Regions from separate parts of the Mus musculus genome. Here region 2 is linked to region 1. The links are chromatin contacts, found by Hi-C or POLR2A ChIA-PET in ENCODE. All regions are on one chromosome and are shown on one strand. The core of a region is the stretch at or near the end of the contact, and the rest is flanking DNA. Distances in the headings are between cores, read along the strand shown.

Evidence for each region. Hi-C counts contacts between places; a loop is a spot of excess contacts on that map. ChIA-PET counts read pairs that join two places held with the same protein, here RNA polymerase II (POLR2A).
Region 2: a map of heart shows a loop between it and region 1 (2.3-fold over the local background). The contact joins the enhancer-like site here to the promoter of Arid2 in region 1. A Hi-C loop is called at or near these places in 1 of 37 maps with a recorded cell type or tissue (heart). POLR2A ChIA-PET finds 5 or more read pairs at or near these places in 3 of 5 experiments (Patski and embryonic stem cell).

Annotation. Positions count from the first base shown.
Region 1 is chr15:96,285,316-96,289,132 of GRCm38, reverse strand. It overlaps Arid2 (AT rich interactive domain 2 (ARID, RFX-like)), which reads right to left and starts at 1,611. Exons shown (of 21, transcript NM_175251.4): 1 at 1,347-1,611; 2 at 1,146-1,239; 3 at 1-78. The coding sequence starts at 1,438. Gm38469 reads left to right here and starts at 1,735. Exons shown (of 3, transcript XM_011245785.3): 1 at 1,735-3,117. The coding sequence starts at 1,880. The coding sequence ends at 2,623.
Region 2 is chr15:96,376,571-96,380,624 of GRCm38, reverse strand. Arid2 (AT rich interactive domain 2 (ARID, RFX-like)) reads right to left here. Exons shown (of 21, transcript NM_175251.4): 16 at 1,663-1,811. Among named protein-coding and RNA genes, the nearest start is that of Gm41408, 73 kb to the left of the region's middle. Within about 2 kb of position 2,717, at least 1 of the 3 ENCODE cell types and tissues checked has a DNase peak (open chromatin) inside an H3K27ac peak, as active enhancers do.

The sequences.
Region 1 (3,817 bases), core at 362-2,861:
AGCAAAGGCAGCGTTGGAACAACTTCTGGGAAAGTTGAACTCTTCAACAATTTCTCCCCACTGATTCTTCTCAGAAACCTGTTAAAAACACAGGCACACTTGTCTCAAAGTGCCCAATCCAAGAAAAACCTACCCTAACCTGGAAGCTAAATGCCCCTTCTGCAGAGATCTGTAGACACCTAAGGAGCAGTGGGTGTCTGGGGTCGACCCACGAGAGTTACTAAGCCAGGGCTGCTTGAATCACTATGTTTTCATCAGAGAGCCCTGTATTTAGCAGCACTTGTTTTGTTTTGGGGGGGGGTTGGTGGGTTTGTTTTGTTTTTGAAGCCCGGACAATAACCAATCGCAAGTCCCTCTGTCGCCCCCTTTTAAATCTCAACGCGGTCCGTTTGCAGTAAAGAAAAAAAAAAAAAAAAGTTCAAAAGGATCAATACTGCTCCGGACAGCGACGTCCGCGAGCTCTGGGGGGGCCGGGGCCGGGGCCGACTCCGATCCCTCTCCCAGATCTATCCATCTCCATAGGCCCTTCTTTGAGGCCTACAGCTTCTGCCTAGCCTTGAAGCCTAAGATGGCTATTTGCAGACAGGTCCTGCTTTCTTTTGTTAGCTGTAGAAAGCCAGGGCGAGCGGGCCGAGGCTGTGCCCCCGGCCGCCGGGATCATTTCGCAGCCGATTATCGATGTTAAACCTGCCCGCGCTAATTTTGAGTTGCACGAAAACTGCTCAGAGTCTGTGTGTCTCTGTGTCTCCGCCTGTGCTAGAGCGGCAGCGGCGGCGGCGGCAGCGCTGACTCGCGGGCGGGCGGGCGGGCCGCGGGCTCGGCGGGCGGCGGGCGAGCACTCCACTCGCCCGCGCTCCCCGCCGCGCCGCTCAGACCCCGCGGGGCCGGCCGGACACCGGGCAGGGCGCTCCCCGCCGCCGGGCCGCACCGCCCGCCCAAGCCCCGCGCCCGCCGCGCGCACGCGAGCCACCAGGCCGAAAACAGCCCCGCCGCCGGCCGCCTCCGTGGGCCACCGGCTGCGAGCGCCGAGAACGCCGTGTGTCCCGCCGATCGCCCCCCCGACCCCGGGCGCCTGCTCCCGGGTCGGAGCAGACTTTTCCGAGCAGGCCAGCGAGAGGGAAATACAAATTAAAACTTCCACTCACCTTCGCGAATCCGCCTAAAGTAGTGACTCTGGTGTAGAGCCCGTGAAGATCCAGCTCCTTCCCACCCACCGCAGGGATCTTCTTAAACGGCGACCTGCGGGCGACAGAAAGCCCCGCACTTGTCACCGGGACCCCGCGCCCGCGGCGGGCCCCCGTTCGCCCCGGCTCGCCCCGGCGCTGCCCCCCCGGTCCTGCTCTCACCCTCTGCTGTGGTGGAACTGCCGCAGCTCGTCCAGGAAAGCCAGTCCCTTCCTCCGCTCGTCCGGAGGCGCCTTCCCCGTCGAGTTTGCCATTATTTTGCCAAAGGAGGTCTCCCGAAAAAACCCAGATCGCGGTTCAAACGCGGCCCCCGCTCCCCGCGCTCCCTACCAGCGCCCGGAGCCCATTCCTCGGCCGGCGGTGGCGGGGCTCAGTCATGGGCCGGCGGTGGCGGCGGCGGCGGCGGCGGCGGCGGCGGCGGCGGCGCAGGGAGGGAGGAGGGAGGGGGAGGAGGCGAGGAGGAGGGGAAGGAGGGAGCGGGAGGCCAGGGGGAGCGCAGGGCCGGAGGGAGGGGAATTTCTAAAAAAGTTTAAAGAAACGGGAGCGAAACTAGAGGGGCAGGCGACGGGCGGCCGGGCGCGGAGCCGCGGGGCGAGCGCGGCCCCCACCCTGCCTCGCCGCCTCCCGCGGCCCGGCTCTGGGCCGCCTCTCAGCGCCGCCGGCCCTGGCGGCTCGGCCCGGGGACGCGATTCAACATGGTGCTGCGGCCGGGGGGCGCACGAGCCGACCGGGGGCCGGGCGAGCCGAGGCGAGGGGCCCGGGCGGCCGCAGGCCTGGGAGTTGCGGCGGCGGCGGCGGCGGCGGCGGCGCGGCGGGGCCGGGGCAGGCGGGGCCGCGTGGGGAGGGGGAGGTCTGTGTGGTGGCTTGTGGAGAGCGGGGTGACAGCGTGGATCCGGGCCGCGGCTCCGCGGGGCCCTCGCACACATTCACGCGCGGCGGCGGCGGCGGCGGCCCGGGCGTCCCCGGGCACAGGCTCCGGCGGCAGCCGAGCCGCTGCGCGCCGCCCGCCGGCCTGCCTGCCTGCCCGCCAGCCTCCCGTTCTCTGCTGCCGCCGCCACGGCCGGGCCGCCAGCGCCGCACAGCGCCCCCCGAGGGCCGGCCGCGGCACTGCGCCTGGCTCCACACGGTCGCGGCGGCTCCTCGCGGGGAACAATAGACTCGGCTCGCCCGGCTTAGGGTTCATCTGCAATGTGCAGCACATTTCACACGCACACAAAGCGGGCGGAAAGGGGGGCGGCGCGGGGAAACGGCCACTACCGGTTGTTCCGGGCTTAGGGGTGGAGGCGATGTTCGCGTCCCCGGCGGCGCCCGCCGGGCCTCCGGCCACACTGAGAAGCAGGCTCGCTCGGCGCAGCCCCGGCGGCCGCGGACGAGTCCGCTCGCCCCCTCTGGAGACGTTGCTAGCGGGAGGCGTTGGCCTCCGGGCTTCATCGTGCTAGCACGAAGCCCGCCGAGCACATGGTCCATGATGGGGCCGTAAACTCACTTTGACAAACTGTAGGATCGAATAGGCTGGAAACTGCCTGCCCTACTTTTGTGGAGCTAGAGTAAGGCTTTTCACTCGTCCTCCCTTTTTTGGTCGGTTTGGTGCACCGAACCCGGAGGTACGCAAACGGTAATCGCGCCTGTTGGGAAATAACCTCCCAACTTTGAGAATAACACTGCTTAGGTCTTTTTTTGCACTAGTATCTGAAAAAGAGGGCAAAATGTTTTTCCCTTTCAGTTTAAAAAAAAAGAAAATGTGTACATAGGGAATTCAAAATTTGTATCTTTTTTTTTTTTTAGTACCACTTAAATTTGCATTTACCCGGGTGTTGGAGCCCTCCCCGGTCTGCAAATGTGGAGAGCCTCATGCTTCTCCTTTGGTCTACTAGGATTCCCATTTTAGAGACAGCCACCAGTGGCAAAGTCACTAGCCCAAGGTCACAAGCTGGTAAGAGTCTGGATGGGTTTATTTCAGGTAGTCTTTCCGATGGGAGCACCTATCGGGTGACGGGGAGGAGTATATTAAAAAAAGAGAGAATTATGTAATAGAGCGGAGCGTGCTTCCGGTACTCACTCTAGGAAACGGGTTTATTTCCCAAGTAAAGTTTATGTCTTCAGTGGGGTCGGGATAAGGTGTGGCTAGCAAATTCCTGACACCCGAGGACCAGTGAGTGCCTCGCAAGCCTGTGAGGGGCGGAGACCCTGGCCGAGGAGGAGGAGGAGAAGCCGGCCGGGCCCGAGGCGAGGCGAGGCGCGCTGGTGGGGAGAGCCGGGCTGGGCCAGCGGCCGCCCCTTCCCCCGCCGCCTCAAGGGCAGCGGCGAGCCGGGCTGGCCGGGCTGTGCGGATTCCCTGCGCTCCGCACTTGCGCACGGCCCCTTGCGTAACCGTCAGCGCCGGGGATTCCCTAGAGGGGGGTCACTCTCTGCAACCATTACACACAGCCGAGCTCCGGCCGCCGCGCCTCACAAAATGGCGGCGCCCATGGATCCGCCGGGCGGCCGCTCCCCGGGCCCCATCTTGTGCGCGAGGCGAGAGACCCGTCACCGTGGAATACCTCCGCCGAGGATGCAGCGGACCCGGGGGGGAAGCCCGCGTGGGGTGTGGGGGGGGGGGAAGGACCGCGTTGCCAAGGACGTCGGCGACTCCT
Region 2 (4,054 bases), core at 1,468-3,967, 90 kb before region 1:
AAGAATGGTCACTTTCAATAAATAAAAGAAATAATTGATGTAAAAAGTTTCTCTGGGATTTTAGGTTATGATCAAGTTCCACACATGTACTGCAGACACCCAGAAGTGGGGACAATACTTACCCTGACTAACACGGATGAATCTGTACTTTATTCATTTTTCTCATTGAAAAGAACAAAAACAAACAAACAAACAAACAAAACAAAAAAACAAAGCCATTGGTCAAGATACATGTGCCACTGCTGTGTGGAGCTGTAAGCTTGATAAGCACTGGCTTTGCTTGAACAACCCCCAGGCTATGAAGAAGACGCATGGCCATACCAAAACCCTGTATATGAAATTAACAAATACAATTATCTTTAATAAAATAAAAAGAGCTAACATAATTATATTAAGCTATGAAAATGGAATCTCTGTTCTCTTAAGAAATGAAAACTACTTTCCTATTAAAATCAGTGCCCAAGGCTTCGAGTTCTGAGTGACTGAAGGCAAAGGGCTTTGGCTCAGCTCTTGCTGACGGAAAGAAAGAAACATTCGATTTTGTCCAACATCTATAGAAGCAGTCCCTGTACCTGCTCGGTGAATGCAAAGCCCTCCCTCTGCTTCACACCCAGCATCACAAACGGGGTAAAGTGAGTTAGTCCTGGGGCTAGGAGATGGCTCAGTGTGCTAAGTGCTTGCTGCACCAACACAAGGAAATGGACTTGACCCACATAAATGCAGAGCAGGCCGGTGTCACTCGCAGGACGGGGGATCTCGGGGAGCTCTCCGGCAGTTTAGCCGAGATGGCAAGTTCCTGGTTCACACACACACACACACACACACACACACACACACACACACACGTCATGCATACACCGCGCGCACGCACACACACACATACACAGTAAGTTCATTTCTATTTGTTATTTATATTACTTACTAAATTATGAAATGGCATGACTTCAAGAACAATGTTCAAAATTAAAGATAAAATTCATTTTCTAAATATTACTTCTAAGTAGTTTTAGTGATTACTTAATAAATAATTACTAGTTTAAAAAAAAAAGTAACTCCAGAAGTTTTACAGCTCTCACTATATTAACCTTAGAAAATACACAATCAAATTTGGTTCTTCTTTTCTTTAAGACAGATGTCCCAGCACAGGCTGGGCTCGATCCCTTGGCAATTCTACTGCCTCATCCCTGAGTGCTAGGATTACAGGCAGGAACGACTGCACACTCCACTCTATAATGGCCCCACCCCCCTCCCTTTAAGAAACAGGGTTTCATTATGAAGCTGTGGTTGGCCTGGAACTTGCTATGTAGACCAGGCTGGCATCAAATGCAGAGATCTGCCTGTTTCTGTTTCCTGAGTGTTGGGATTAAGTTGTGCCAGTATGCCTGGCTTAAAACCAGGTTCTTAATTGATCAAAATTCCTTACTAGCATGAAGCAATCGAGTCCTTCTGACACGGATACAGACCTTTCAGCTGAAGCATGCCTCTTGTTCCAGGTAAGTGTAACTCTCAACATAAAAGACTTTTCATTAGAAGTTATTGGTTTCAGAAAACAAAATGTTATAAACTATATACACGACAGAAATTTAAATATCAAAGCACTCTAAAACAAAGTATGCTTTTGTATAACAACAACAACAACAACAACAAAACCCCGCCATTTACTTTTTACAAGACTGCCACAGACACATGAAGTTCTGCCCAGGTTTTCTCACTGGATCTGCATGCTGACTGGACGCACTGACTGGAGAAGGCTGAGAACTGCTAGGCTGGCCCTGCACTTGTACAGCTGGTGAAGGTGGCATAGGAGTGTTCTGTGGAAAAGCACAAATAGAGGTTGTGACATGACACCAGAAAACAGCATTCTATACTCTATAAGGACATTAGTGACAGGTACACAATTCTAACATAAAACTTTTGTACAGTTTGTAATTTCAAGTTAATGATTACATTTAAAAAGATGATTTTTATTAAAAGGTTAGGAAGTATGCTCCTTTTAAAATATGTAACCACAGAAGCAATATTATTCATTGTGTTATCTCTTGACATCTGTGACATCTTGGCTTCTGTGACTTCCCATGGATATCAAGATCTGTTTGCATTTATATAGATGGCAAAATCCCTATGTCTCAGTGTGCATGTCTCCCTGTATACTAGGTCATTTCTCGATTCCACACCACCATTCAAATATCGCAAATGCACAGAAGTACAAAGAGCTGCTGCACCGCGTTCTCCAATTCATGGTCAGTAAAGAATTGTTTTCTGCTATTTTTGATTCAAGTTATAAATTCATGGACATGGAAGCGGTAGACATGGACAACAGACTGTATTATTCAAATTAAGAATTGTAGTAAGAAGCAACTCAATTATAGCCTGAAATGAAAACAAAGCCTTACGATTTACTTGCCCTGTCGAGAACAGATCAGCTGCAAATTATTGCTTAGAATAATTCTTTTCCCCTCAGATTTCATCAGTGACACAACATGAATCACAGCAAACCTCAGGTCAGAGTTAGTAATGATGACACAACCATGTAAGGAGAATATCAAAAATAGTAAATAATTCAGAGTAAAGTGTCTACCAACTTAATCTTGGAGGATATTCAGTTTATAGTTTGCCTTAAGGATCCGAGCCAGAACCTTCCCGATGCTAGGCAAGGCCCTGCTGTGCTGCTCAAGCTGGCCTTCAACTGCCAGGTAGCCCAGGACAGCTTGGAACGCAATCCTCCTGGCAGCACCTCTCAGATGCGCGATCACAGGCACATGCCACCGTGCCTGGCTGGCAGTTACAGCTGTGACGGTAACACTAGCACAAAGTAGACACACAGTCTTTTAAATATAACCTCTGTTATGTCCTATATCATATGCCTTTTACTTAAAAAAAACACTAATAGAGTATCTTTTAAAATGTTTAGGTCAGCCATTTTCTTGAGATACCTGAAAAGAAAACAAGTTAAATTTCTTATGGAAGTCAAGAGCTGTTTAGCAGGTTGGTAAGACAGCGACTGCGTTTGTCCACTCACTGGTGACGTCAGCACAGGCAGCAAGGACTGAAAGTGCTGGGTCCCCAAGAGTAAAACCACAGCTCTTTTTCTAAGCCAAACCAAAACCATACAGGGCTATATAATGGTGCAGACGGATAAAACATAAACAGAAGTGAGAAGTCTGGAGTTGAGTCCTGTGGCTGAGGCTGAGGCTTAGTTGGCAAAGTGCCTGGCTGGCATACACAGCCCCGGAGCTGACTTCACACAGGAAGCCAGGAGTGGTAGTGTGCTACCCTGGAAGGCTGGGGCTCTAACCCAGGCTCTTGCCCATGCTAGCAAGTACTGTACCACTGGGATTTACAGGCCTTTAACCCTAGCACTTGGGAGTAGAGGCAGCTGATCAGAAATTCAAAGTCATCTTCTGCTGAGCTGGAGGCCAGTATGGGATACGGGAAAACTTGCCCTTAAAGACAGGAAAGAGAAAGAAAACCAGCAGAAATGTTGTGTTCTAAGCTCGGGGAGCCTACTCTGGAATGTTGTGTTCTAAGCTCGGGGAGCCTACTCTGGAATGTTGTGTTCTAAGCTCGGGGAGCCTACTCTGGAGCTGAAGTTGCTTCTGTGATGAGTTCTCACCTCTGAAACGTGAGAGTGAGAGCTAGAGTGACGCAGGTGTCACCAAAAGAGACTTTCCAGCTCAACACATCAGGACAGGACACAACTCTTCAGTCTGCTTTTTAAACAAAAGTTCATCAATTGTGTGTGCGTGTGCGCGTGCGTGTGTGTGTGTGTGTGGGGGGGTGTGTCCGTGCGTGTGTGCGCGCGTGCGTGCATGTGCGCGCGCGTGCGTGAATGTGCGCGTGCGTGTGTGTGCGTGTAAGGCAGAGGACAACTTTGGGGAGTCAGCTCTCTTTTACCACCATGGGTTTCAGAAATGGTTTTATGTTCTGAGCCACCTTGCCAGCCCTGAATCGTCAGTGTGCCCTTCTTCAACAGGCCGTGTGACCTGGGCAGCCTCATTACTTTCCTTGAACCTTGGTTTTTTCCTTTTGTGAGTATAGGAGATACAGTGTGATG